2 separate regions of the Mus musculus genome follow, and region 2 is linked to region 1. A link is a loop called in an ENCODE intact Hi-C map of the cell type or tissue named here. Cell type or tissue: heart. All regions are shown on one strand. Each heading gives the region's core, and the rest is flanking DNA. Links, peaks and the distances in the headings are about the cores only.

Region 1 (15,374 bases), core at 3,102-11,101:
CAATAACATATGAGTTTTATGGATTTAAAGCAATCAGCTTATATGCTTTAGCCTCATTTGGGAATAACCCAAATGCCATTACCAGAGGGCACAGACACTTGAGGTCCAGCCACAACTATAGTTACACTGGACATTCAGGAAGGCCCAGACTGCAGCATTGGCCACCACCCTGATCAACCTCCCAAGCATGTTGGGAGAGAGAAGTCAGACAGGAAAATGCACTGTGATCCCAATTACAGATATGTTCAAATCAGGCAAGATGGTAGCCTGTTATCACGGTTCCTCTTGGGGCCAGAAGACGGATGAGGCAGTCCTGAGTGCTGGAATGGTTTTGTTCTTCGTTTGGGTGCTGCTTATTTGAATAGATTCTTCTTGTCAAAATCCACAAGTCAGGGCACCTAGAGTTTTACTTACTGTATACACACATCACGTTTCGATCACAGGATACCCAGATTATTAGAAGCACTGGGGGAAATTCTATTAAATGTGAGACTGTCAAATGATAACAACGGGGAAAATCACAATTCCTGTTCTCAGCAGATGCATAGAAGTGCTGTTTAGATGAGGGTTGGAAAGGAGCCAGAGCATTAAAGTAATAAAGACAGGGATGGAAAAAAGCCCCAATTTCCGTAATGGGTGGAGCCACTGGCAGAGTCGTGACTAGAAAGAATGCTTGAGGCAGTCCTGCAGCAGACATCCCTAAAGAGACATGGCAGATTTCTGCTAGGATTTCACACCACTGTGAAAGACTGGGGTCTGTCTCCGTCCCTAAACACACCTTCAGAGAGGCCTTCTGGGATCAGAGCCCACGTCTTTTCATTTTAAAAATACCAACTTGGCAGCACCGGTTCGTCTGCGAGCACTGTTTTGTTTCTTTCTCATTTTATGTGAACACTGTAGCACTGTGGAGTTCAGCAGGCTGTTAGAAAAAGCTCTCTCGGTTCAGTAAGGAAAGCCTTTCAGAGCCTTTGTTTGCAATAGTGCGTCCTTCAGACAATCACATGGATCGGAACTGCTCTGCCAAGGTTTTGAAACAGATTCTACTCATCTAGTCAGGCACCCTGTGATCAGCCTTGCTCTGTCTTTAAAGATTCAGACCTACACACATACTAGCAACATTATATAGACAGAGCAGGTTGTATTTATATATATAGGTATACATACATACAACATACATATGCACACAGATGTATAAACAATGTGAGAAAATGAGGCCATAAATTTGAGAGTCTGCTGAAGCAAGGGTAGTTTATTGGAGGGGTTGGAAGGAGGAAAGGGAAAATTTAAATTTTTGTTTCACAAAACATAAAAAGACTAATCAACTCACACCTCCTCTGCAAAGCCCTCCACACAACCTTTCCAAATGCGCTTTCTCACTGGTTTCTGTTGAACTCACCTGGACCTTCATCTTAGCTCTTTTAAAGGGTGATAGCATAATACAGTGGTATGGTGGCCTTGGGGTTATAAAACTTTTAAAATAATTTTTATTTTCTTTGAATATTCCATTTTCCCAATTACTAGTTAAGATTGTTTTATTAAGAATGCTTGCGAAGTATCAGACATAGAAGATATATCAAAGACATTGTTCCCCCTATCTTATATCTTCCTTATCCTGTATCTGCCTTATCCTGTACCACCTTATCCTGTGTTCCACATCCTGTATCCCTTTACCCCATAACCCCTTATCCTGTATCCACTTGTCCTGTATCCCCCTATCTAGTACCCCTCATCCTTGTGTTGTCCGCCACTCACCAAGCAGACCAATCCTGGCACTATAGAGAAGAAGACTGAGTAATCGTTGTAAGCACCAGGCACTGGAGCCCATTGGAGACCATCTTGGAGGCTGGATACCAGAGGTGGACATCATGACTGAATGGAACGCATCCTTCTTTCTAAATGAGCTTTCTTCATGAGTAGGATAGCTTGCACCTTAGCCTTAGGTACTCAGGTTTCCAATAAGCAAGTTATGTTAACCAGCATGAGCATTCTAAGATAACACACAGAAGCTGCCAATTCTCCTAAAGTCCTGGGATTAGCTAGAAACCACATCTAGCCATATTCTATTAGGTAAAGCAGGTCCTTATGGGTAGTTCAGGCAGAGAGGGTAGGATAGACACTACATTTGCAGCTTTGTAGGAAAGATAGTCTACTCTAAGTAGAGCAGAGAGTGCAAAGGAGAGACAGGATAGGTTCTCTGGGAGAAGTGAGCCCTGAGGCTGCCTTTGACATAACTGAGACCAGGAGAGAGGAGGACCAGCACTTAGGCCATGCAGAAGCCAAAAACACTCTGCAGCTGGAATAACAGGAATAGGCCAGAAAGCATGAGCCACATGTGACATGCATAGGGATCTCTTGGCAGGGGCATGTATGAACAGACAGGAGACAGGGCAGAAGAGAGCCACCAAAGGATCCTACATGCTACACTGAGCTCCCAGACTTGGGAGGATGTTCTGTAAGTTTTTGACATGCCCTTCACATGTCCTTGAAGCAAGGATTTGGACGTTTATGAAACATTGACCACATGCTGGGTGCTGAGCTAAATATCGTATATACAGTTCATTTCATTTTTACTGCAAATTGGTAAGGTGAGTCTGGTCTTGATCTTATAGAGGGGGAAACTAAAGCTTATGAGTTTGAAGTTCACAATAGTAGACCATCTGGGACTCAGACTTGAGCCTGTTCAAAAGCCTGCATCCTCAACTCATCATCTCTAGTCATAAGTCCCCAGGGACAGAACACTTCAGATATTAAAAGGGACACCTGAGAGATGCACACTGAAGGGCTGACTTGTAGTCAAGATTACCCAACATCCCAAAGGCTCATAGAGAGCAGCAGTGGTGCAGATAACAACGGAGGCTGGAAGAGTTATAAAAGGCAGAATTGAAAAGCCGATATAAGAGCAGATGGATTGACCCAACAGAGCTGCCGCAGGTGGTGGAATGGCTGTTTACGTAAGAAGGCACAGCAAGGCCTGTGGATTTTGAAGGATTCTAGTAAGACAATGCCAGCCTCTCCCCAACCTGTGAACAGTGGCAGGCCTCCCTGAATAATAGTGTGGCTTTGGGAAGAACCAGTGAGGAGCAATGAGGGAAGATAAAGTCCCCACCAGGGTCAGATCAACAGAACCAACTCTGGTGCCCAATCAAGATGAGGAGGGGGTGGATGGCAGATACTATACCCAGCTTATTCTCTCAAGTGCTTCTTAATCTTTCCCTGTCCTTCATAGAACAAGGTTAGATAAATCTGCTGTCTCCCTGCTCTGGCCTCATCCTTCAAGGAATCTTTAGGCCAAAGGCATCAATGTGTCCACCCATTTCAACTCTCTAAGCTCTTGGATCCCAGAATTCCCTTCCCAACGATCCTGGGCATACGTTCAGGATCACTGTGATCCTCGTGACAGGGTCCTTCTCCTACTTTATTTTATTTTATTTATCTATTTATTTATCTCACATTTTGCATTTGTGTGTGTGTGTGTTCATGCGCGCATTCACGTGCATCTGTAAGCCTACTCCAGTAATAGAGTGAAAGTCAGAGGATGACTTGTAGAAGTTAGTTGTGTACTGGCTGGTTTTAAGTCAACTTGACACAAGCAGAGTCATCAGAGATAAAGATGCCTTAATTGAGAAAATCTGAACTCTAAGACCTGGAGAGGATGTAGGCACACTTCTAATCACTGCTGTGCCATCTCTCGCTCCATCATGAGCATTGCTGTTCTCTGTCTCTCGGTTCTTTATTTATACAAAGAGTGACTTGTGCTAGTTACTGTCTTTTCTATGCTTGATTTTCTGCGTACTGAAGAGGGCATGCATGCACTTTCATAGTTATATTTTTTAATAAAGTGTATTTATACTAGATACTATTTGAGAGATTCTAGATGGTTTCTTTAAACCATAGGAACCGACAAATTTAGATACTTCCTCTTTTAGCAAAGCTGCGTCAGGTCTTCTGAGCTCATGACTGAAATACCTTCTGTGTCAATCTTAAGGGTAGAGCCAAGCCCACAACCTCATGGAAGCCACACAGTTCCATGGAGGCTCAGAACTAAACTGTGTGAAGGACCCTGGGCACATTGCTAAAGTATGGATCAATTCTGCACCCATTGCAAAGAATAAAGCAGTATGTGAGGCAAGCAGCAAATGCAATTAATAATATGGTTTCTAATGTCAACTCATTAATTCAAGCTGATTACTCTTGAATGTCACTCTGACCATTAACAAATTAGTATCCTGTCATAATGTGACCTGGGTAATAATTGAGACATTGAATATATTAAATCCTCTGGCAGACTTTTATGGGCTGATTTTTTAATATAGCTTGCACATTTATCAACAGATGCTGGGAGAGGATCCGGGCCCTTGAACAAGAAAAGCAATTTCTTACTTATGGAAACTACGAATGATGGTGGCATGTGCCGATGATGCCCAACAGCAGAGCTGGACAGCTGGACCTGGCAGTATCCAGGAGGTGGTAGGGTATCAGTCAGGGGTTGGGAAGGAGCGGGGAGCCTGTGTGCTGCCACAGCTCAGTCAGAAGGACTCATGGTGTGGGAAGTAGGTGTTATTATGACCAGCAGGGCCAGAGCTGCAGGTTGTATAGTGCGCTGGATTGTACCACATGCTGGAACCATGTAAGCTGGCTGTGAAGGCAGGCACCATGCCTAGAGGAACGCAAGAGCCAGGAACCAAAGCATGATCCGGCTAATGGGAGTTTTGCTGGAGAGCTCCATGCAGTCCCTGTGCAAACCTGGGGATCAGTTAGCCTGTGACATCTGGGTCACATGAAAAACTAAATCTCCAAGTCTGAAAATCCATCAGATTTCTTCTAAATAACTTGAACATTTATAGGGTCTGGTAAGCTAGAGTAGTCTTTACTATCTAGTTTATTTGGAAATGGCCATTCTTTCTGCTATGTATTGTTAAAAAATTTTTTCAAAGATTTGGTTTTTATTTTATGCATAGGAATGTTTTCCTACATTTATATATGTGTACCATGTGTTTATAGTGCCAATAAAAGCCAGAAGAGGCCATTGGAGATTCTGGAGCTGACTTTATAGACGATTTATGAGCCACAATGCGGGTCCTGGCACCCAAACCCAGGTCCCTCTGCAAGAGCTGCCAGTGTCCTTAACCACAGAGCCATCTCTTTAGCCCTCAGTAAATATTTTTAATACCACTCATAGAGAAGCCCCAGATTGGAATCAGCAAAATGTTCAGTGGCTGCCTCTGTTCCAAAAAGAGGTCTATTTCCAAGATAGATAGTCTCTGGAGAGACCCAGTCAGGTAGATTGCATATGCCCAGCTGCGTGGATTTGGCTTCCTAGCTCTCACAAAGTGATGGCCTTGAGCCATGTCCCCATCAAGGGCAGGTCTCCTCTAACGCATGTGACATCACTTTTCACAATGAGTCAGCAGCACTTATTTCTACTGGCCCCTCTCAACGGCTTTGGATGGGTGGGAAAACAATTCATGTTTAGGCAGAGATGTAAACTTTCCCAAAAGAGACTTGACAATGAAAGAAATCAAATCTCTGACCAAAGCTATCTGCCTTTCTAGAAAACTAATCACCCCACTTTAAGTATGTAAATGTCTATTCCTAAGATTATATGAGCTCTCTTGATGGCTATGTATATTAAGAATTAAACCCTTTTTAGTTATGTAAAATTTACTGGAAATTTTTTGTTTGTTTGTTTGTTTGTTTGTTTGTTTTAAGAAGTACTAACCAGTACCCCCAGAGCTCCCTGGGACTAAACCCCAAACCAAAGAAAACACATGGTGGGACCCATGGCTCTAGCTCCTTATGTAGCAGAGGATGGCTTAGTCGATCATCAATGGGAGGAGAGGACCTTGGTCCAGTGAAGATTCTATGCCCCAGTATAGGAGAATGCCAGGGCCAGGAATGGGAATGGGTGGGTTGGGGAGCAGGGGGAGAGGGGAAGGGATAGGGGATAGGGGATTTTCAGAAGGGAAACTAGGAAAGGGGACAGCATTTAAAATGTAAATAAATAAAATACCTAATAAAAAAAGAAATAGGTAATTATAAAATTTCCCCGATCAAATGGCTTCCTTGGGCTTTCAACCCTATGCAGTGATTCCCATTCAAACTGGAGCCGAAGATCACCTGGATGAAAATCTGTCTCCGGAGCTGGGGATCCTATCCAGTGAAACTCTAAAAGTGTTGCTGATATTGAGAGCACACTCACTTCAGGAACTCGCTGCCAAGGCAGACTCTAGCTGATGGATATACACATAGCTCTAGTAAAGGATGACAAATTAAACTCTAAACGGACATTCTGCCGACGTTTACCCCTAATAAACTATGGCAAATGGCCAAGGAAGGACAGAGGCAGACTACCCTGACTATCTTCATTTTAACTCCTGAGCTTATAGGAAAGCCAGGTATTTATTTCCTTCTCCATGAAGTTACATTGTGTGTGTGTGTGTGTGTGTGTGTGTGTGTGTATTTCCCAGACTAATAGCTAATTTGAAGAAATTTCTTTGGATTTTTAAGTCAGTCAACCTCTTTTCTATGCCCATTTTACCCCTGATATCACAGAGCTTTCCTAACAGAAATTGGCTACCTAATCATCACGTTGGATGGAGATGGTAAATGGGACCAAATCCCTTAGAAAAGGTTATATCAGAATCCTGGATTAGGTCTGTAGTTTTAAATTATCTCCTCTATTCACGTCCCACAACCCTAATTGAAAATGATCAAACGTTAATGCTTTGACTGGCTTCCTTGAGACCACACAGAAACCAGGTAGACCTTTTCTTTTTCCTATTTATTTATTTATTGTTCTATCAAATACACAAGTTCTTGGTCACCATTTCACATTCCTCTGGGTTTCCAGCTACAAGCATGTATTATAAACAGTGTTGCAAATTGTGCCTATAGAAGTTCATGGGCTTAATGTCTCAATATAGAGGATAAATTTTGGATGATTTTTTTTTCAAAATTACAGACTTTTAGTAGATGAAATGACATTTTAAAGAATGTTTATTCTAATACATTTTCTTACAGGGAAGAGAACTCCAAAGCAATGGGCTACTTCAGATGTTAGATGGAGCTTCCAAAAGGCCTGTTTCCTACACTGTTTGAATAAACAGCCCTGCAGCTTGCAAAAAGGCATCACGCCATCAGAGCATATTAGTCTCCTGGCTGCCTTGCTCAGAGTAACTCTGCACCTCTTGACTGAATGCTCGCTGGCAGAATTCCCAGTCAGGAATGCCCCACAGCCATCTGCTCTATCTCTGATACCCCTTAGTGTTCCAGCGGGCCAGCAATCTCCCAGCGTGCTACTTGGTTGCTTGAATTACTATAAAGGGGCATTGTAAAAAAGAATTGCTATGTACTCAAGGCGTGTGTTCCGTTTTTATGTTGCGATATTTTATTATCCCTTGCTGCCCTGCATTTTCAAGATGACTTTCCTCTTTATTGTAAACATGCACAGATGGAGTGTAGGATGGGGCAGAGTGAGAAGACTGGCTCCCTGGAGCAGTGCTGAGGGGGAGCCCTCACTGGGGAACCGAGCCTTGTCTTTGCTCTACTCTACTATCAGCTAAAGTTACAATTCTGAGCAAGATGCTCTCCTTTTATCTTGTATTAAATTTTTCCCCACAGAATGGACCCTACAAAATAAAGGGATGGTACTACATCTAAAATCAAATTTAAAAGACAATGACTTATAATCCCGAAATTTATTTATAATACATGTGGAAAAGGATTAATATCTATATTAGTTAGGGTTTTACTGCTGTGAACAGACACCAGGACCAAGGCAAGTCTTATAAAAAAACAACACTTAATTGGGGCTGGCTTACAGGTTCAGAGGTTCAGTCCATTATCATCAAGGTGGGAGCATGGCAGCATCCAGGCAGGCATGGTGCAGGAGGAGCTGAGAGTTCTATGTCTTCATACAAAGGTTGCTAGTGGAAGACTGACTTCCAGGCAACTAGGGTGAGGATCTTATGCCTACACCCACAGTGACACGCCTACTCCAGCCAGGTCACACCTATTCCAACAAGGCCACACCTTCAAACGGTGCCACTCCCTGGTCCAAGAATATACAAACCATCACAATATCCTTAACAAAGAGCTCTGGCAAATTGGTGAAAAAAGAAAGCAGAAAAGCCTCTACCCAATACCCAAGAATAACAATTAAGACAGCCCTTGGTACAAGTTATTCCCTTTGGAATTATTACTCAGAGAGGTCCCATGGACTCCCAAACATTACAAGCTACTGCGACTGCTCATGGTTATAGTTCAGAAATTGACAGCCAAACCCTACTGCTGGGGACCGGGCAGGCTTCAGTCATAGGATGTAGAAAATCAAGCTGGGACAGGACTAAAGCTTTTATCCGATTGGCTAGCTTCCACAGTGCAGGAAAGTGCATTCAAGCTACTAGAGGAGAAAATTGATCATCAGTCATATCCAGACACAAACCTTTTGAGCTATAATAATGACTGCCCAGGAGAGACATACCCAACTGGCGTAATAGTAGCACAAGTATCATGGTAGGAGCCAAACACTTTCTGATTTGATATAAGTTCCATTCCACAGGATGAAACCCATGCCTGGCACCAGTCCCAGGCCAAGAACCTATGGCGAGACAGGTCATAGGCCCTGGGGGGGGGGGGGGGAGAACCCACTATTTTTATGCTGCTAAGTAGCCATGATATTGAACTGATTCTTGGCAACTTACTGTTATTCCCACGGAGCCATGCATCTTAACCTTCACCCGAGAATCTTGTGTTTACAGTAGTTAGTGACCCTCAAGTAGCCAAGGTGCAGAGAGTGAGAGAGTGCAGAATGCGCTGTCTTAAAGGGAACATGTATACCACAATCTTCTTAAAAGGCTCAGGGATCCTTGTGGAAGGGAAGGAAGAAGGAGTGTAAGAGCTTAAAGCAATGGAGGACTACAAGAAACATCTAGACACAGCAGGACAGCCGCACTTATGAGCTCAGTAGCTGTAAAAGCATGTACAAACCCCGTGCTATCCCGGCTAGACCAAACTCCAGTGGGGAGATGTGATGCGAGCCCTAAATCCTACTGCTAGTTCTGGGGATAGTGGCAATCATTAGCTGCTGAAAGAGGGAGAGTAAGTTAGACACGCTCCAACAGAAGTCCACACAGCTAAGAATATTTGGGCAGCACAGATTGGTCTCGAAGGATTTTTTTCCCCCTCTTTTAAGATGGCACGAAGTTGGGAGGGTAGGGAAAATGATTCATTGGGCAAGAGTTAGGGAGAAGTATAACAAAAATACAGATGGAACTCTCAAAGGACCAGGAAAACTAGGTACAATAGGCAAAATAGGTACAATAGGAAAGGATAAGTCTAGGTCTATATAAGACAATAGACTATTGATTATGATTATTATAAGAAAACAAGTCCCTTGTTTCTAAATATGAATCGTTATGAATTAGCAAGACAAATGCAAATCAAAGTCATACCAGGGCATCATTTTTATGCACCTAACAACAATGTGAAGAAATATGATTATTATCTACTGCTGGTGAGAGTAGAGCAATACTTGAGACATTGTGGTGGCAGGTGAATTCTTACAGGCTATAAAGAGGCAACCTGAGAGTGCTCTGCCAGTCTTACTTGTACAAATCTGTCCTAGAAAAACAAAGCACTCCTATTTAAGGGTATGTATATACTGTTTGTTATTGAAGAGTAAAGGAAAAGCAAACGTAGGAAATACCCTGAGAAAAATAAATCAACACCGAGACAGGAGTGGCGGAATCATAATGCTAGTGGCTCTCAGTGAGGAATATTTTCTCCTCAGAGGAAATATCAATGATGTTAAGGTTGAGAAATCCATAAATGTATATTTAAAGTGTGTGTGTGTGTGTGTGTGTGTGTGTGTGTGTGTGTGTAAAATGCTTGTGTCTATAGGAAAGTAAGGAACTATCTATAGCAACCCAACAGCACTGCCTACGTTGAGGAGAAGCACGGGAGATAGATGGAATGGTGTTGAAGGAACATGCCCTGCACTCACTCACAGGCATGCATGCACACATTCTTTTTTGTTGTTTTTTGTTTTTGTTTGTTTGTTTGTTTCGAGACAGGGTTTCTCTGTATATCCCTGGCTGTCCTGGAACTCGCTTTGTAGACCAGGCTGGCCTCGAACTCAGAAATCTGCCTGCCTCTGCCTCCCGAGTGCTGGGATTAAAGGCGTGCGCCACCATGTTCCTAAGTCACCAGTAGCTAAGTCAGAAGTCCATTAGACTCTGTTGTAATAATCATGTCTTCCTGGTCACATTTGAGAGTTCTTGCATCAAGTACCACGCATCTAATGCATCTAAATATTTTAAAAGATGGTGGGTTCCTCCCTTCAAATCCGTACAAAGGATCTTGTAGCATAGGGAACCTTTTGTTGCCTTAATTAGACAGCAAACGACTGCTCAGAGGGAAGTACAGTTGCCCAGAGGCTCTGGGCAGTATTAATAGAAGTCACCTGAAGGAATCAGCTAAAAAAAGATACAGTGGTTTTAAAACATAGAGGAAAGAAACATAATTTATATGTATTGATTGACTCCAAAATTTGAACCTGGTATCTGCAAGCATTAGATGTCATTATAAATCAGCCTTCTAAAACAGTCAGCGGCGATGTGGGTGAGCATGGGGAATAGCAACATTTGCAGTGTGCAAGCCACCGCCCCGTGTGTCCCAGTCGCACGCTTCGGCACTGAACTTTCCAGTGACAGGATAATATGTGATTTTTAAAACTGAAAAAATATAAATAAAAATAAGTATAAAATAATAAATAATTTAATAAATACAGTGTCACAAATTTTATAAATTTTAATTTTTATAATTGTATATAAAATACAATTGTATATAAAATGAGTGGAAATCTGCAGCTGATGGGGGTGAGGAGGTGGGGGGCATCTCCAGGACGAGGAAGAGACCTGGGATAAGGGAGGCACCCAAGAATCAATGGGGATGACCTTAGCTGTGACTCACACTACTGGGGATATGGAACCCGAAGAGGCTACCTCCTGTAGCCAGGCAGGAACTCCAGTGGAGTGATAGAGACAACACACCTACAAAACTTTCAACCTAAAATTTATCCTGTCTACAAGAAGACTAGGCACAGAGGATGGAGCAAAGACTGGGGGAATTGTCAACCAACAACTGCTCCAACTTGAGACCCATCCCATGGGCAAGCATCAGTCTCTAACATTATTAATGATACTCTGTCATGCTTGCAGGCAGGAGTCTAGCGTGGCTGTCCTCTGAGAGGCTCCCCCAGCAGCTGACTCAGACAGATGCAGACACTCACAGCCAAACAGTGGATGGAGCTTGGAGACCCTTATGGAAGAATAGGACGAAGGATTACGGGCCCCTAAGGGGATAGGAACTCCACAGGAAGACTAACAGAGTCAACTAACCTGGACCCTTGGGGCTCTCAGAGTCTGAATATCCAACCAAAGAACATACATGGGCTGGACCTAGGCCTCCCTACACATATGTAGCAGATGTGCAACTTGGTCTTCAAGTGGGTCCTGGACAACTGAAATGGAGGCTATCCCCAAAGCTGTTCCCTGTGTGTGGAATATGTTCTTCTAGCTGGGCTGCCTTACCTGGCCTCAATGGGAGAGGAAACACTTAGCATCGTAGAGACTTGAAGTGTCATAATACCTAGGGGAGATCCACCCACTTAAAGGAGAAGGGAAGAGGGTGGAAGAAGGATTGTAGGAAGGGGTGACCAGGAGGGGGACAGTGAGCGGATGTAAAGTGAATAAAAATAAAAATGAAATTAAATTTTAAAAGTTATAAAACTGGGAGTATAAAAAATATTTAAATAAAAATAATTATAAAATTTAGTTTTATAAATAAAATGTTATAAATTTTATATATTTAAAATTTTATAATTTTTATAATTGTATATACATTTTATAATCTTATACATTTAAAATATAAAATATAAAATAATTACAAAAAAAATTTATAAAAATTAAATAAAAATAAATAAATAGCTTAAGACATATACTTATTTTCCATTCAGAAAGACTTGAGAATAGCAGGCTTTTCAGCGATTGCCCATGATAGTCTAGCCACTGTGAGAGTTAGATCTTGCTATGTTTGGCAGCCTCACGCCTTCATGTCTAAGTGAAGATGAGGTCACATAGAAAAGGATTAGATCTTTGCTCACGTGGAGGAGAGAGGGGAATTAATACGGAACGAAATTGGCAGGTGACATGGTGACGAATGCTCTTGCCCGCCAGCTGACTTTGTTGTAATAGACAGTGGGTGACAGAGAATTAGAGCAGTGTGGAGCCGAGGCTGGGTGTGGCCATCCTGAAGTGTGCACGGATCTATTCTAGTGCCTGTCACGCATGGGAGCCAGGTTCTTAGGATGCCCATATAACATTTAAGGCTGAGAGGGCGTCTGTTAATGCACCAGGCGTGCTGAGAGAAGAAAGCCATCCTCCAGTGCACAGAATGACACTCGTGAGCATTTATTGAATGCAGCTGTGAGGTATTGCACCATGGGGAGCAAGTGAGTGGGGAGAAAGGCATCCGAGTGAGCGCCCAGCTCCCACACTAGCCTTGCCCTGCTGCAAAGTGGTATGAGATAATTCCCTGTAACCCAGGCTCCTGGTTTTGCTCAATGACATTATTAATGCCAGCCCTGCAGACTGGGGACTAGAAACTAGATCCAAGAACAGTGTAGGAAGACACAGCACAACACTGATAATTTCAATGGTTTTTTTTTGTTGTTATTTTTTTTTTTGCGATGTTCATTTTGATTTTAAGACTAAGTCAAGTAATATCTATTTGCCAAGAAGATTCTGATATAATCGAAGGTCAGGTAAAAGCTTTCATCCTAACTCAATACCCCAGCCATTTTTGCGTATGAAGGTATGAGGCTAAAATCTTCCCTGTGATTAATGGGGTGAAATGTACTATAGAACAGGTTCAAATGAATCACAGTAAAATATCCTTTCAATTATAGATAACTTTCTGAGGAAAGAAGAAAAACTGATGTTAGCAGATAAGTAAATACATAAGGGAACCTGACACTTTCCCATATCACTTGTCATTTCATAGTTTCAAATTAAGCTCAGCTCCCCAATATCAATTAAACCCTTACAGTGTGAAGCACGTTGCTGCGTATTGGGAACGGTGAGATAAACGGAAAGCGAGACAAAGATGGGACATTAGAGTTGCCGTGGAAGTGGCTGACAGGATGGATAAAAATTTCTCTGTATCGTGGTAATTGAATGGGGGCACGAGTCTATTAATATCAGAATACAATTTGTTTCTAGAATGGGCGTTCATTTATTATGATCAGACGCTTGCTCTTGCACTGCTGGAGATGCTGCGTCGGACTCATGTGGCTCACATATTCAAGTCAAGAAGGCTGGCACTCTTTCTCTCTGTTGCTCTTCCATATTTGTTTTCTCTGTCTTCCCTGACAGTTTCTCCCGAAGGAAGACAACCAGTGCTCGCCTATCTCCTATCAGTCTTTGTTCTATTACCATGTTCTTAATGGAAGGTGTGTGCTCACACCTCCATTTCTCTCACCCCATTTACCTTTCAACATACAACAGTCTGGATTCTGCTCTTACAATACATCAAAAATTCCTCTACGATTGACAAATGGTTGGCAGATCACCATATGCAGTGATCTCTCCAGATCTACAACATATGCAAGACCTTGACAGTACTGGCAGTGTCTCCTCAAAACTCACAGCTCCACAACCTTCAGTTCTTCTTCCTACCCTATCACCAGGGGTTGAGTTCAGAGCCAGTCAGGTGTTCTACCACTGAGCAGTATCCAGCCCTGGTTTACAGTTTATTTCTATGTGGGGGGTCTCACCAAGTGACCGAGGCTGACCTTGGTCTTGAACTTTTGATCCTTCTGCTTAGGCTTTCCAAGTCACTGGGATTAAAGGTTTATTCCAGCAGGTCAGGCTCTCTGTCTCCCTTACCCACTATAAGTGACTGACACACTGACCAGACTTTCCATTGATCAGGCATCTCCTTACACACTTACACCATTCCTGTTAGAGGCCTGATACTCAGCAGACATCTAACACACTTGCACCATTCCCACTACAGACCTCAAATCCCGGAGAGCCTTCATTTCACTCACCAATGCTTCGTGTTTCACACTTTGTTTTCTTCTAACTAAAATATGTTGGAGACACTGGCTAGTTTTATTTCTCTAGCTGACATATAAAGTTTAGATCAGTCTTCAGACCACTATACATCAGCTTTTAAAGGTTCTTATGGTCCTTGTACAAAAAGGATTTTTTCCCTTGGAAGTGACACCCAGAGTTCTTGTATAATCAAACACATCAATGCCTTTCCTTCCTCCATCCCCCGACCATCTCTGTCTCAACGTTGCTTCTCAGTTGCATCCTCAAAATAGCCAAGTTAAGGAAAGCTGTTTTATCACTGGAACGTTATTGGTAATTCAACTATTGGCCCCCAAAATGTCAGACTTAATCTTTATGATTTCTATGTTGGACTTAAATATTCAAATATCTAAATGATAGGGTGTACATAACACTTATAATTCATGCCACTCCACAAACACCCTCTCAAACAATGCAAATTTTGCTATTTTGATTGTTTGGGGGAAAAAACTTTTCTCTTATTATCATCATTAGGAAGTTTACAGAAACCAGAATTTGAAATTAGAAGGGAACTATGGTATATGATTATTGTTTTTCTTACTGAAAATGGGGGGTGTCCATTTCTCCTTCAGCTTGCACTTTGATGTTAGAATGAAACAGAAACTTAAGGTTCATTTCCAAGGAAAGGTATGTACTAAAATAAAGAGAACAGTGGCCACTATTCAATCATGCATGGGAAGGTTTATTCTGACCTACTAAGGAGTTTTCAGAAGCACTGGGGTATCTGAGGTAAGAGTTTCTTGGATGAATTTTCAGGAAATTCTTGAAGCCATGTGTGGTGGTTTGAATAGGAATGGCCTCCATAGACTCTGTGTGTGATGCTTGGCCCATAGGAAGCAGCACTATCAGGAGGTGTGGCCTTGTTGGAGTGGGTGTGGCTTTGTTCAAAGAGTGTCTTTGCTCACACCCCACCCTTCTGCTGCCTGTGCATCAAGATGTAGAACTCTCGGCTTCTTCTCCAGCACCATGTCTGCCTGCCTGTTGCTTCCCACCATGGTGATAATAGACTAAACCTCTGAAAACTGTGAGCCAGCTCCAATTAAATGATTTTTTTTCTTTATAAGAGTTGCTTAGGTCGTGGTGTCTCTTCGCAGCATGCAGCACAACTGGGAGACCCAGGAACCTACTGTCTACTCAACAACTGGAAAACAACTGGCTCCAGAACAGAGCTGCCCCTGTCAATCTGAAACCATGAGACTTTTAAAACACAATGAAACA
Region 2 (15,374 bases), core at 3,235-11,234, 53 kb before region 1:
CCTTTATATGGCTTTGTTGATTCAATTTTTTTTTTTTTTAGTTACTGTCTCTGAATACAATCTAAGCTTCTTCTGCACACACATCCACACCCCAAAGGGCCCACCATCATTATGTATTCATTCACAATAATACATGTTCGGGAACACAATTAGCTGTAATGAATTTATCAATAAAAGAGGAGGGCTCTGCCCCAGCAGTAACAGTGCCTGCATTCACAGATAAAGACTGGGCAGTTCTTATCCACACTCCACATGTAGAAAAGAAGGCACATAAGAAGGCATGCTCTCTTCTCTCCTACACCATCCTCTCAAAGCCTTCTGATTTCTTTCTTCGGAATTATCCTTAAATCAGTTTTCGCTGACAGGAAAATCATCCCATCCTCAAATTCATTGATCATGGTGGGCAACTAAACTTGCCATCCATAGCAGTGGCTCTCAGCCTGTGAGACCACAAGATCATGACCTCTATAGAGGTCATATGTCAGATATGTGGCATAGCAGATATTTACATTACTCTTCATAACAGTAGCAAAATTACAGTTATGAAGTAGCAACAAAAATAATTTTATGGATAGGAGTCACCACAATGTCAAGAACTGTATTAAAGGGTTGCAACCTTAGGAAGGTGGAGAGGCACTGCTCTAGAGTCTCTAGTGTCCCCAGAAAATGAAGGCAGGGAATCCCATAGGAAACACTGCTTGACAATGAACTTTAAGAATAGGAGGATTTAAAAGCTCATGCATGTTAGGAAGAAGTCACAAGAATCCACCAGGTGTCTCAGCAGCGCACACTCTCTCTCTCTCCCTTTATTATACACTCATTCATCCAACAGTTTATCTTATTTTTTTATGCATTTCAAGATAAATTGCAGTCATCGATGCCTTCTCCCTCCCCCAGGAAAGATTTTTACGTCTCTCCCTCCCTCCCAATGCCCAATTTACAAATGGCAAACCTAAGATTTGGAGAAAAATGTGCTTGAGTTCTTGAAAACAGCAGTTGTTGAAAATCTAGGGTAAGCAGGTAGGTAATCATAACCTGAGACTTTCATTTGATGATATTTTAAAATTAAGAATAAAAATAAAAGCTGGCTGGTATGGTGCATGCCTGTAATTTCATCACATGGAAGGTGGAGGCAGGGAGATTCAGATTTCAAGGTTAGCCTTGCCTACATAGGAAGTTTGATGCCAGATTAGATTACCAAATTGAACACATACTTTTATTTTTCTCCCCTTCAAAACTTACCTATTCTTACTAAAAAATAATCAGAGACACCCTGAAAAGCTCAAGGCCTTCCCAGCTAAAGCCCCCACCTTCCGTTTCAAGTGGGCTCAAGAGCTAGAGTCATGACAAAGGATTGTACATTCTCTGCAAACACCACTGTCACAGACAAATCTGCTCCCTTCAGACTCAATGCTGATGTGGAAAGACTCCCTAAGCAATAAGCCATTCCTTCCTCATTTCCAACCATATGTATCATTTTATTACATAGCACTAAAATACAAAGAATTAAAAACTGTCCAAAAATCCAAAGACTAGAATAAGTTTTATACTGTCTTATTAAAATCTATTCATAGTTAAAATAACCTACCTTCACACATAGGTTTAAATATTAAGATACTACTTGAATTACATTAAATAACTTTTTAGATGTGAGGGAAAGAGAGATTAGGGCTTTGCACGTGATTGACTGGTAGAAAATGTTCTACCATTGTACTGGCTAGTTTTGTGTCAACTTGACACAGGCTGGAGCTATCACAGAGAAAGGAGCTTTGAGGAAATGCCTCCACGAGATCCAGCTGTAAGGCATTTTCTCAATTAGGGATCAAGGTGGAAAGGCCCCTTGTGGGTGGGACCATCTCTGGGCTGGTAGTCTTGGGTTCTATAAGAGAGCAGGCTGAGCAAGCCAGGGAAAGCAAGCCAGTAAAGAACATCCCTCCATGGCCTCTGCATCAGCTCCTGCTTCCTGACCTGCTTGAGTTCCAGTCCTGACTTCCTTTAGTGATGAACAGCAGTATGGGAGTGTAAGCTGAATAAACCCTTTCCTCCCCAACTGCTTCTTGGTCATGATGTTTGTGCAGGAATAGAAACCCTGTCTAAGACAACCATTGAACTACATCTCCAAATCTCCTTCCCTTTCTTCCTTCCCCCTCCTTCCTCCCTCACCCCACTACTGAGATCGGGTTTTACCATGTATTATTAATACAGGCTGGCCTCAAACATATGACCTTCCTGCCTCGGCTTCCCAAACACTCGGGTTGCAGGGACATGCCATGAAGCCTGGCTCCAAACTATGTTTTCAAGTATGTAACTGAAGAAGATCAGAGATCTAACAAACACCAATTAGATAAAGATGGGTTTCTTCTCAGTAACTAAACACCACAAACAGGTAAATGTCACCTCCACGGATGATGTAGCCTTCTCTTTGTTTAAAAGGAATTTCACTCCTATAAAACATTACACTTCAAGAAGACGCAGACGCTGGTATATTCACATGAAATATACCTCAGTTCTAAGCTCAAACCACTGGAAACTAATTTTTTGAGTGACTAGATGTGTGGTGGGATACTGGAAAGATGCACAATACCTTATGCAGATTGTCATGTGCGTTATAGGTCTTATAGGACTGTGGGCTAAGTGACAGGGTGCCAGTTCCCATGCTCAAGAAGTAATTACTGGCCAGAAACAGCTATTAGGACATACGCAGGTACAGATATGAATATAAAGGTTATTTAGTGCAGTTAATTGGCTTACACGATTATGGAGGCTGAGAACACCAGACCCATGATACAGAATGCTCTGTATGGAATCTAAGTCTGAATCCAAAGCCAAATCAGTAGCCTTGCCACAGGACAAACCAGTGGCCTCGCCACAGGACAGTCTCATATAAAAATGTTTCTTTTTTTCAACTTTTTACTCAGTCTTTAAATAAGTTCTATCCTCATTAGGGAGCACAGCCTGCTTTACTTAAGACTATGGATCCAAATGGTGACCGAATATAGAAATAGCTTCAAAGACACACCCCCAAACAATGTTTAACCAAATATTGTAGCATCCCAAGGCAGCGCAAGTTCCTTGCTACTCAACCCAGTGTTCTCGGTTCCCGAACCACACACACACACACACACACACACACACACACACACACACACACAGCCTTATATTTAATATGCATTAAACAGCTCCATGGCTAGGCACTTCCAAACCTCCCCGCAGCTACAGTCTTCCCTCTGATATTCCTGAATTATTACTTTCTAAAAATGGCCACCCTGGACCCAGGCCTGCAGCCCTCCTGGGCCATGATCCCCGACTCTTACATGTTGGCAGTCTCTCTGTTTCTCTGTCCTGCACTTCTCACGCCTGGTCTTTCTGCTTTCCCAGCATGCCGGTTCCAAACCCTCTTTCTCTTAGTCCCTTGCCCTAAGGTCCCACCTCTGTCTTCCTGCTTAGCCATTGGCCGCCAGCAACTTTCCTTACCAATCGAAGTCAACTGAGGACAGTGACCCTAAGTATCTTACATGAGGGATTCTTGTGCAATTTTGAGAACCCAATTAGCATAATATAAGCAGTAAGCTAAATCCCCAACAAATGGGCACCTAGCCCTCATATTCTACTGAAACAGGAAAAGTTGCTAGACAACTTTTTTACTTTTTAAAGGGTCCTGGATAATTCTACCTCTCTAGGTAAAATTTCCAGAATATCTATTTTAAAATTACCTGAATATTAGGGGCAATTAAGGAAATACAACTACATATAAGAAGCAGGAAGTCTTATAAAATAAATAAGAAAACTGTAATGACAAACAACTATTCAGGAAGTCTAGCAAAAGCCTGGTTAACATTGATATATTTCTTTTTTAAAAATGCCACACAGCATTTCACAGCAAATCTAAATGAGAAGAAACTAAAAACCATAGTAGTCTATATTTCTAAGGATATTGGTATAACAGTAAGAAGAGTCGAAAAAGCATCAGATAAAATACACATGCATTCATTAAAGAATTTCAGCAACTTAGAAACAAAAGAAGCTTATCAACTCTGATGATAATAAAACCATATAAATCCCACTGGTTCTCACCATATTCATTGTGAAATAGTAAATGCCCTTCCCTAAGATTAAGAGCAACAAAAGAATATTATGTCTTTCCATTTCTAGTCAACATTATCCTGAAGCCCCTAGACTATAAAATAAGACAAGAAAGAAAAACCATGCAGACTGAAAGAGATGAATCCAATTAACTCTAATTATAAGTAACTATTATTATACATAAAATACTGAGGAACTTATGAAGGAGGATCTATCAGAACGAATAAATGAAGTTATAAAGGTTGTGGGACACAAGGCTGATAGGAGATTTAACTATGTTTCTTTATACCAGCAGTATAATATAGAAAATTGAGTTTAAAAATAATATGAGTTCTTTTCGCAAATGAGAAGACTCAATAGTCAAATGTGTCAATTCTTTCTAACTTTATGCAGTCAATGTGATCTGGTTAACGCACCCCCAACTATGCTGTGGACATCGACAAACTGGTTCTAAAGTCCTATAGGAAGCCAAATATCAACATACATTAAAGAACAAGACAATATCCATTGTTGTCCTTGTTTGGCTCAGGTTGGGGCAGTCATGTCGGTGAGACTCTATGGGTGTAGCTTCTCTGCTTACAATCCTCAGATATACAACCTCACAGCAAACACTGAGCCTCTCTGGCTCTCACAGTATTTCTGCCTCCTCTTCTGAAATGATCCCTGGGCCCAGAGACCATGATTTTGAAAGGGAACAAGATAGGTCTATGGGAGAGTTTGGAGACATAAAGTGAAGGGAGAAATGATGTAATTATATTATAGTCTAAAGAAAATGAAAAGAAATAATTTTTAAAAAGAGCGAAGTCAGAGAGTACCTTCTACTTGACATCAAGAATTACAACAAAAGCTACAATAATAAAGACAGGAATGCATCGGAAAAAGATCTGGACACCTAGATTGAGAGATGAACTAGAGAGCCCCAAAGATAGGCTTTTTAGTAAATGATAATAGACAATCACACATAGTCTTGCAAAAATAAATCTAGATTTTTAAATTTCTTAACAAAAATTGACCAAATTGGGTCATAGACATAAATACAATAAACAAAAGCTACAAAACTTTTTGAAGCACACAGGGTAAAATCTAACTGACCTTGAGCTTGACAGTGACACTTTAGATGCAAAACTAGAAGTAAGATCCATGAAAGCACATTAGTAAGTTGGACTTAATTAAAATTTAAAATGCTTGAAGCCAGAGTGATGGCTCAGTGATTAAAATCATTTGTTTTTCTTGCTGATGACCCAGGTTTAGTTCCCAGCACTTACATGGTGGCTCACAATCACCAGTAACTTCAGTTCCAGGGGACCTAACACCCTCTGTTGACCTCAACAGGCATCAGGAACACGTATATGCAGATGAAACAGTCCTATACATACAAACAAATAAATAAATTTTATAAAATCAATTATAAATGTTGTTTGTAACTTAAAGTTGTATGTGAGGTGAATGGAGGCAGAGCAGAGAAGGGAGGCTGGGAGTGGGATGTGAGAAGGATACCCAACAGGATGTTCAGGGCCACCCAACAGGATGTTCAAGGCCATCCAACAGGATGCACAAGGCTACCCAACAAGATGCTCAAGGCTACCCAACACGATACTCAAGGCTACCCAACAGGATGCTCAAGGCTATCCAACAAGATTCTTAAGGCTACCCAACAGAATGCTCAAGGCTACCCAGCAGGATGCTCAAGGCTACCCAACAAGATACTCAAGGCTACCCAACAGAATGCTCAAGGCTACCCAACAAGATACTCAAGGCTACCCAACAGAATGCTCAAGGCTACCCAACAAGATACTTAAGGCTACCCAACAGAATGCTCAAGGCTACCCAACAGAATGCTCAAGGCTACCCAACAAGATACTCAAGGCTACCCAACAAGATACTCAAGGCTACCCAACAGGATGCTCAAGGCTATCCAACAAGATACTTAAGGCTACCCAACAGAATGCTCAAGGCTACCCAGTAGAATGCTCAAGGCTACCCAGCAGGATGCTCAAGGCTACCCAGCAGGATGCTCAACAGAATCCAGAACTCTCTAGTAAAGCAGTCTCTTATCAAGGTAGAACCATAGCAAATGCCTGCTATTCTCATGTGGCGACTACTAGCCTTGGGATGAGGTTCCCTCTTTGAAGCAGGAGCTTTTACAGACTTCTTCCAGAAAGCAACACAGTAGCAGCTCTAGAGTACATTTCATTACCAAGATTTATAACCCTGACACAGCCAGGCTTGGAAGAGGATGTTCAGAAATGTCTCAGGGTAAGAGGTCACTCAGCGCCGTAGATCTGGGCTGTTCTGTTGCTGCAGCCCCTGAGGGCTCCTAACCCAGATGATGCAGCAGCAACTGATGTAACAGAGATGTGGAGACCAACAAAGCCCACACCCTAGAAACAGCTAGAGTGTGAATTATACTGCATGCCAAAAATAATAGCTACTCCGACCATCAAGTGATCTGTTCTTTTGAGACCTCTTCCTTGTGTATTCGTATTGAATGGACAGTCTTTACAACAATGCAGAAGAAAATCCCAGGCCCTGGCAGGTCTCTGGATTAAGTAAGTGCATGTTAGAAATGTGTGCTTTCTGCTGACACACTGACATAGAGTAAGGAGAGTCTATTAGTATTTGAGTTGTAGAGAAAGGTTTAAAGCCTTCTTAAAACTATAAAAATCATCTTTGGTTGTATTCACCAACTTCCCCCCTCCCACCCCAGTGTAGCATAAGTAAAATCTCTGTCAATGAAAGCAGTTGTCAATTTCATTTTATTTTTTGAGAGAAAGTAGTTTTATCTTAATTTTAAGAGTTCTTTTCTTTTTTCTTTTTCTTTTTCTCTTTCTTTCTCTTTTTCTGGTGTTCTAACTGCATTTATTAAAGCAGTTGACTGGTTCTTTAGAACAAGTTCACAGAGACTTAGAGAGACAAGCTTCATTGTTTGACAATGGGAGCATCAAACAAACATTGGAGCCATCACAAATATCACTTGTGACTCTGCCATCAAGTGTGGATTCCCCCTTCAAAGCATCTAGTGACCATTTCACAGGACTTATCTGGGGACCTTCAGAAAGCCTGAGGTTTTAGTAAGAGCTTCTCTGTTATCCTAAAGAAAATGCTCTGGGCTTTGCAAAAGACTGTTGAGAGGACAAAAAGTAACTCTACAACTGATAAAGGACTGGTTTTTAAAACGATAATACCACCTCTGAAAGTTCAACAATAAGAAAAAACTCCATTGGAATGTTCAGTCAATAGTTCTGAACAAATACTGGACCAAGAAGATGTGCAGATAACAAATAAGACTACGGAAATCCACCCAATCTCCTGTGCCATCAGAAAACTGTAAATTAAGAGAGCAGTGAGACAGCAGTGTGGAAGTGGCAGAAGCCTGCGTGACTGTGTGGTGTTGCATAAATGTGTCAAGAATCATAATGTCTCAGAGCCATGGAAGTGGCAAAAGAAACAAAAACAAAAACAGCCTCCCCAGATGAGACTCAGAGGTATGGATGGAAAAGACGCTTTCTGGCCAGAGTTTCTACAGTGTGGGTAGAAATTGTCAACCACAGAGGCACCCAAGACTGATCCCCTACGGAGAGCTCCTACTGGGACTAGCTAAATCTGCTCCCTGATTCATCCTTACACCATGAGCACACCTCCTTATTCAGCTGTAAGCAATAAACCTGCTTCCTCATATGTACAAACTAAGCAGGCTGAGGTTCTGGGCTGCAGTTGGTGAGGTCCACAGCTCTATGTTTTGATCAGTTGTGATTTTCTGTAATGGTCTCCATCTGTTGCAAAAAAGACATTTTCTTGGTGAGGGGTGAGGACTATACTATTACGTAGGTATAAGGATGAGTATTTAGTGGAGTGTTTTATAGAACCAAGGATATGTTTTATAGAGCATGGTATAGTGCGGTGGTAGGGGGTGACTCAGTGGGCCCATGTTGAGAAATCCCCCCTTCAGGGATACAAGCCATAGGACTGGTCTAGTATAGAATAGGGTTTATTTGGAGGCATGGGAAGGGGAGTTGAGAAGAGAGTAAAGGCAGAGAAAGACAGAGAGAAACAGAGAGAGAACAGAAAGAGACAGACAGAGAAAGAGAGAGACTGGTCAGGAACATATGGAGAGAGAGGGAAGGGAGGGAGAGGGGGGAGAGAGAGAAAAAAGGGTCAGAGAGTCAGACAAAGAGGGAGAGGCCAAATAGACCCCTTTATAGCAAACCAGGCCTACCTGGCTGTTGCTAGGTTACTATTGAGCAGACCATAGAAGGAATAGTTATTAGGAATTGTGCTGGTTTAGTAAAGTGACACTTGCAGGTTCTCATCCAGGATCCATGACCTCAGTACTTCTGAACACTTGGCTAGGCTTCCAATACTAACCATCATTCTCCTCTTAGTGAGTAGGACTTAAGCCAGCCAGCTGTTGGCTACCACCAAGGCATATGTGCCTCTACTGCCCTAGTCAGGGTTATTGTGCCATACTGGTCATTGTTGTGGTACATCAGTATTCTATGGGTTTCACTCTTGGCTGCTTCCCTGCTTTGGAAGCTTCCATGGAGCCTTCTGGGACCATCGGTCTTCAGGTTGGGGACATTCAGGTCCAGCTCAGATCCTCTGAGTCCTGTGTCTGCCATGCCTAGTGTCTTCAGCAATAGGGACTTAACTTCCCACCTCTTGAGGGGAAAATAAAGGGAAGTAGCACCAGCCTATAATGCTTTGGGAGTATCTTGGGCAACTCTGATTAAAGGTGGGGCAAATAATGCAAAATAAATGCTCTCTCTCTTTCTCTCTCTCTCTCTCTCTCTGCCTCTCTCTGTCTCTGCCTATCTGTCTCTCTGTCTCTGTTTCTGTCTCTGTCTCTCTCCAAGATCTTCTCCAACTTACTCCCCAAAGATGCCAGTTTGGACTTCATTTTTCCATACTTTTAAATGTATCTCAGTTTCTCTTAAATAAAAGCATACCATATCTTCTGATAAACACTTGGTAAATTTTTAATGTTAACATGTATCCAAAGGGTTTCCTGTTCATGCCTGCCCCTTATTTATTTCAATGGCTGTACAATGCTTTGTGATTTGGATGACCCAACTGACCTGCTCAAACTCTGACGGACATTTATGCTATTTATAATTGCCCACTACTGCAAATAATTGACTTCTAATGATTCCTCTCATCTCTGGTAACTCTGATCATGTCTAAAAGGGGGAGATGAAGAGGTCTCCTAGAAACCAGCTCTTTCCAACTGAAAGGAAACTTGGGTGGCACTCTCTACCATCCTAAGATAATAGGGCTGCATCCGAGGAGACAATTGACGGCAAGTACAGAACGCTGTGTCCCTGGAAGTGTCCTCTCACCAGCCCCCATGCTTCCTCACTCTTTTTCTAATCTCCCCAAGGACAGTAAGAGCTCATGGTAACATCAGCAGGTTCTATTAATACCGCACAGAGGCCAAGCCAGTCTAGGCAGTGAAGGCAGCCAGGGAGGTAATACATCACTGACTACAGGGAAGCAAGCCGGGAACAAGAGCCACAGGGAGCCCAAGCAGAGACTGAGGATTCCAAGGAGTGGGGAGTCTTTGAGGAGGCTGATCCTAAGAAGCAGAGAGAGGACTGTGGGTACCATCACAAGTCTCTGTTTCTCCTTGCCCCTGCTGTGTGACCCACAGAAAACCCAGCGAGCATATTAAAACTGAGTCTTTAAAAGTTATGGTTAAATTACTTCAGTGTTCCATGTGGCAGTAATGTGTTTAGTATACATTAACTAGAGCATATAGTCTTGTGCCAAAAACTCATAGAAAGGTTGCCAGAGTCACTAGACCGTCTCTTAGGTGCACACATTCAGAAGTAAAGAAAAATGGCAGAAGGGCATGCTTAGAACTACTAACATGAGTAGCTTTGGGACTGGAACTGGTGTCATTGGTAGAGTGCTTAGCTAGCACATATGAGGCACTAGATTCAAATCTCAGTATGGGGGGGGGGGACAGAAAAAGAATGCCTTTAACGAGAACAGACAGAGCTTGAAGTGACAAAACAGGTCGCCTGTCTATGAGCTGCCAAAGCATTTGGCAGTTCTCTGCAGCAGAGGCTCACAGGTCACATGACCCTGCTGACTAATTTAAAGGAAAGGGTACAACACCTCAGATACTTTTCTTAGGAAATATGTCAACCTTCCAAGATCACTTATTTGTAGACGTCCAAACCTGAATCTTGGAGAAGACAGAATCTTATAAGCAAGTTACTGGGCCCCCATAAAGGCATCCCTGGAACCAGAAACTTTACTTCCTCCACAGTCACAGGGACAATGATGAGATGGGAGACCCATTCATTCCTAAGGAGACTGTGTGACATTGCTCCACAAGCTCACGATGCACACTGGATGCTTACAGCCAGGCGGAGGCAGGCACAGTGCAGAGGGAGGGACAAACACGGGAATCAGGTGTCTGCTGATGTGTTTCAGTCTGGGGAAAAATTATGAAATCTCTGAACAATAACAGGCCTGGGTCATAATAAAATCTAACTATGCACACTGGTCTGGTCTGTGTGCACACACTGTATGTGCATATGCATTATATAATTAGGAGGACCCAGAACCAAAAGAAAGCATGGAACCCCTTGCTTACAGAACCTCAAGAGGCAACAGGACCTCAGTGCACTAAATAAGGCACTCAGAGCCCTTCGAAACGTGATGTACTGTATGTCTGCCTAGGTAGATAGTTCATGATGCAGGCTCAGGGCAGGACTATTCCAGAAATAGACTCTCTTTGAGAACAGGGCAGTTGTAACTACACAGTTAAATCCTCTAGGAACTATTTGGTTGCTTCTGGGAGTAAATTTTGATGAAGAGAAAAGGAGATTCATTCATTAAAAAGGAATGGAGTTCTTTCTTTTACAAAATATGAGATGAGAAGAAAAGGCTTTTTTTTTTTAAAGTCGGCATGCAAAGTAGTACAGAGCCTTTAAAATCGGAGTCTGCCTATGAATAGCTTACTAGTAGCATTTTGTGGCTCTTCACAGACTACCCTAAAAGCTAAACATCATCTTTCACAGCAGGGGAAATGAACGATCAGCAAGGTTCAACAAAGTTCGGACTGGGTGTGGTTACAGTACTCCCTTGCCCTGCTCTGCCCAGCCCCTGTGTGTCATACTTTAGTCTTTTGAGTGTTCTTGAACTTGGGTGGAAGACAAAGCAACGCCATCTCCCCTATCTTGTCCTCAAACTGAAGTTTAGTGAAGGGAGACTGGGATTCGAAAAGATTTTCATTTTTCTTTCCTTTTTCTCTTTAGTGTGTGTGTGTGTGTGTGTGTGTGTGTGTGTGTGTGTGTGTGTATGTGTGTGTGTGTATGTAAGAGAGTGAGAGAGAGAGTTAGCTAGTTAGTTAGCTAGTTAGTTGGTTAGCTAGTCAGTGGTCAACATACCTCCCTCAACCACTCTCCACCTTACTTTTGACATAGTGTCTCTTGCTGAGCTTGAAGCTCATGACCTCAGCTAGGCTGGCTGCCCAGTGAACTCTGGGGATCCCCCTGCCCTGGCTTCCCCAGGTTTACCCACACAAATCAGCACACCCTGCCTTTCACAAGGCTCCAAGCTCAGTGCCCCACATTCGCTCACCAAGCACTGGTGCTAAGTCCTCACCCCAGCTCCTTTCGTTTCAGCTTTTTAATGGTGAGATGAAGGAGCTTTAGACACATCGGCTGCATTTAGACATCGGCTGCATTTAGTAAATAACAGGGCAATGAGACAAGTTTAAAATGTCTCGTGTAAACAGCAAGCAACATTTTAGCGTAAATGCACCTGCTGTGGCTGGGCGTTGTAGTTCTCCAAAGTTCCAGGAGTTTAATCTCCAGCGTGACTGACAGCATTGGAAGTGAAGAAAGTGCTGCTATAACAAGTGGGTTTGTGCCTTATGAAAAGAAGTGAGAGGGAGCCGCCTTGTCCCTCCTGTCATGAGCACTTCTGTGAACAATAGGACTTCAGTATGCTCTGTGTGTAGAGACTCCTTGATCTAGAGCTTTAGGCCCACGTAAATGACTGGGTATACTGGCACGCACATATTATCCCAGAACTCAGAGGTGGAGACAGCAAGATCCATGGAGCTCTCTGGCCAATCTAGCTGAAAGTGAGCCCTGGGGTTACTGAGAGAACCCAGTCCCCAAAACAGAATGCTGGGAACGTAACTGAAAAGACAAGCAACTGGCCTCCATGTGCACGTGCACACACACACCTATACCACACGCACACACACCTATACCACACACACACACACACACACACACACACAGGTGATGGAAGAAAGAAATTGGTACCCTTGTTCATTGTAGAGTGTAATGTAATGTGTTATAATCATAGTGGAAAATAGTGTCACAGTTCCTCAAAAAAGTACAAATATAATTAACACAGGATACAGCAGTTCTACTTCTGGATATATGGTCCAAAGAATTGAAAGCACGGTCTTAAAAGGACATTTGTATACCAAGTTGGAAGAGAACAATTCATAAAAGTTAAAATATGAAGTATCCCAAGTGTCCATAGCTGAGTAGAGCCATGCACACTGTGGGATATCATTCAGCCTGAGTGATAGAGAAAATTCTAACACCTATTAAAACATGGAGGAAACATCTGGAAATTATGACAAGAGAAATAAGGAGATCATAACAAGTCAAATATTACATGATTCCATTTATATGAAACAGAGTGGTCATTGACATAGAGACAGAAGGTGGCCTGGTAACTGTTAGCAGCTAGGGAAGAAAATGGAGCCACCACTCACTGGATGTGGAAGGCGAGAGAAAATACTTCTCAATGTTGGCAGTGATAGTTGCACAACAGCATTAATATACTTATTGTCACTCTAAAATGGGAACAATAATACATTTATGGTGTATATATATATATATATACACACATACATACATATATATGCATATATATAGTACATATATGCATATATATATATTTCACCACAGCTTTTAAACTGGTATCATGTAAAGTAGCACTTCATAACACATCTGCAAAACTAAAAGCTAAAAAGTAATTATTTACCCTGTCTTAATTGTAGAAAGGACAGAATAAACAAAGAAAATAGAATGCTAAAAAATTCAAGCCTTGAACATTGATTAATTGGAATTAGGCTACACATACCCTAAAAGGCACAATATAGAATTCAATGGAGCACTTTCTCTACAAAAACAGAGCTTCATTTAGTAGCCAACGAGTTAATAAAATATTTCTATAGTCTATTTTTTTAATTCAAATTTAAAATATATGTCACCTATCTTTCTATTTCTTGGCATGGAAGATTTTAGAACCAGGAAAGAGCAAACTACCCAACTCAGCCGATCTGTTTGTTTGCTTTATGTTGGTCAATTTGCCCAACAGTGTAAGCTGCCATGATAGGCAATGATTACAAACTGGCCCTCGATGTGCGGGGACTGTGATAAAGCCAAATGGCAGCTTCACATAGCATGAAGACATTTTCAGCAAGGGTTAAACAGTAATTTCAGCCTCTTGGTGCTCTCAGCTGTCTCAAGGAAGACCCTCCTAATTCAATCTGCTGCAAAATTTTATACTGGATTCTCAAGAAAAAGAAAATTTAAAAAGCAAAGAAAAAAATGTAGCCATGGGTGAAAACTGTATACAATTGAGGAGGGAGAGAGGGAAGAGAGCTGCCCCTTATGCTTGCAATCAAACCTAATCTAAAGGATGAATTTAAACAAGTATGTGCTCTGTGAACCTGTGTCAGATAGAAAGCCCAACAAACAGAACCAGGAAAACACACCGGTGGATTGAAGTTTCTCCCCTAAAGCAACTGAACAGACTCTAGAGAGCCGTTTCAATTTCACCATCCCAAGAAATCTACTGTTAGGTGTCTTAAGATGAACAAGACTGAGCTGCCCACGATGACACACTGACAAATCGGATGCTTTTATTCATAAAATAGTCTTCAACAAACTCATTTCAGAATGAGCGCTCACATTCCTAGTCATAAGACAATGGGTTTTCTGGCGATCATGTGACATGCGGCACAGTATGGCATCTTTTCAGTAATCACCCTGAGGCTGGGAACTGCATCTTGCTCTCTGAAGCATCATTCACATTTAAGAAACATAATAGAACAATCACCATTTTTACCTAAAATTTCTTAGGTTAATCTTTTGGTGAGGCCAGAGAAGTGAATTTCCCTGTCGTAGAGCCGTGAAGACAAATGTATTTCTCCACTACATCACCCAAAAGCAGCCAGATGTCCTCCAGACCCTTCCGACTGAGCCTGCCTTCTCCAGACAGCAGCTAATGACATTTGCGTTTAGAGTATCAGGGAAGGACTGTTGTCGGCGTGTGTCGACACTGAGCACCAAATTGCATTAAAGAAACGATGTAGGAAGTCTCCATACATTTTTTTTTTAAAGAAAACTATTTTCTTTTTCTTTTTCCTGGAAGGTGTTTATTTCATCCTTTCTTGTGCTTCCAAGGCTGTCTGATCACAACGCTGAGGAAATGAAGCCCTCCAAGGGCTGGTTTTCACTGTTCTTTGCTGTGGAGGATGAAAGCCAGCAGCTAAAATTCTAGCGGCCAATGACCATCTTTGGAGAAATAGGGAGCCAGATCTTTGCTTGGGTTTCTTGGTCACTACTACTCTCCCACTCCACTTTCTTCCCTGCTAGTCCATCTCCCTTATTCCTTTTGTCTCACATACTACAAATTTTGGGCTCATTCAGTCAAGGCATTTGCTATAGGCTTCCCAGAATGTATTTTAAATTAAAAAAAAAAAGATGGGATTTTTAATATTCTGTCAGGGAGTCCAAGATCAGCCAACAGTACTTTCAACACGAATTTTTATGGTTTAAAAAACCAAAGCGCCACTTTTTTTTCTAAGCCTTTCTCAAATCCCACTTAGATGCCAGGCCTCTGCCAAAAGCCTTAGGAAAGGATTGGCTTTAGAGAACCTGAGGAACTCAACCAAGAAAGCATTTGCTTGAAAAATTGGCCTGAGCACTAGGAAGCTTGCTAACATAAAATGAATGGACTCTGAAAGAACTGTCTTACTCCTGCTAAGGACAAAAAGTAAACTGAAAAGCGCCCCCCTCCCCGCCCGTTTTCTTAGTCAATCAGCTATGCAGGAAGGAAGGGAGTCTGACGGGAGAAAGGAACATCTGGGCATCCCTCAGAGACTTAAAAGATGTCTGGGCACCCGGGGGAATCCTGGTTGCTGAGACGACGCCTTCCCAGTGCTACCACTGCGGCACACTGCGGAGCTCTTTGCCTGCCTGCAGCCTCTGTATTGCCCGGCATCCCCTGCCACCCCTGCCGCAGTC

The links. Hi-C counts contacts between places; a loop is a spot of excess contacts. Peaks named below come from ENCODE experiments on the same cell type or tissue, not always from the same donor. Only the 100,000 strongest peaks of a DNase experiment are listed, where the experiment ranks them.
Region 2: a loop joins it to region 1, with 2.3 times the contacts of the local background. A loop is called at or near these places in 3 of 42 quality-filtered maps.

Annotation. Positions count from the first base shown.
Region 1 is chr13:96,168,538-96,183,911 of GRCm38, forward strand. No RefSeq gene overlaps it. Among named protein-coding and RNA genes, the nearest start is that of Gm29543, 44 kb to the left of the region's middle. In heart, for the core only: no CTCF peak of the experiment used is centred there; a DNase peak (open chromatin) is centred at 7,214.
Region 2 is chr13:96,115,731-96,131,104 of GRCm38, forward strand. All of the region lies in intron 1 of Sv2c (synaptic vesicle glycoprotein 2c), which reads right to left. Among named protein-coding and RNA genes, the nearest start is that of Sv2c, 9.2 kb to the right of the region's middle. In heart, for the core only: no CTCF peak of the experiment used is centred there; no DNase peak of the experiment used is centred there; H3K27me3 peaks cover 834 bases.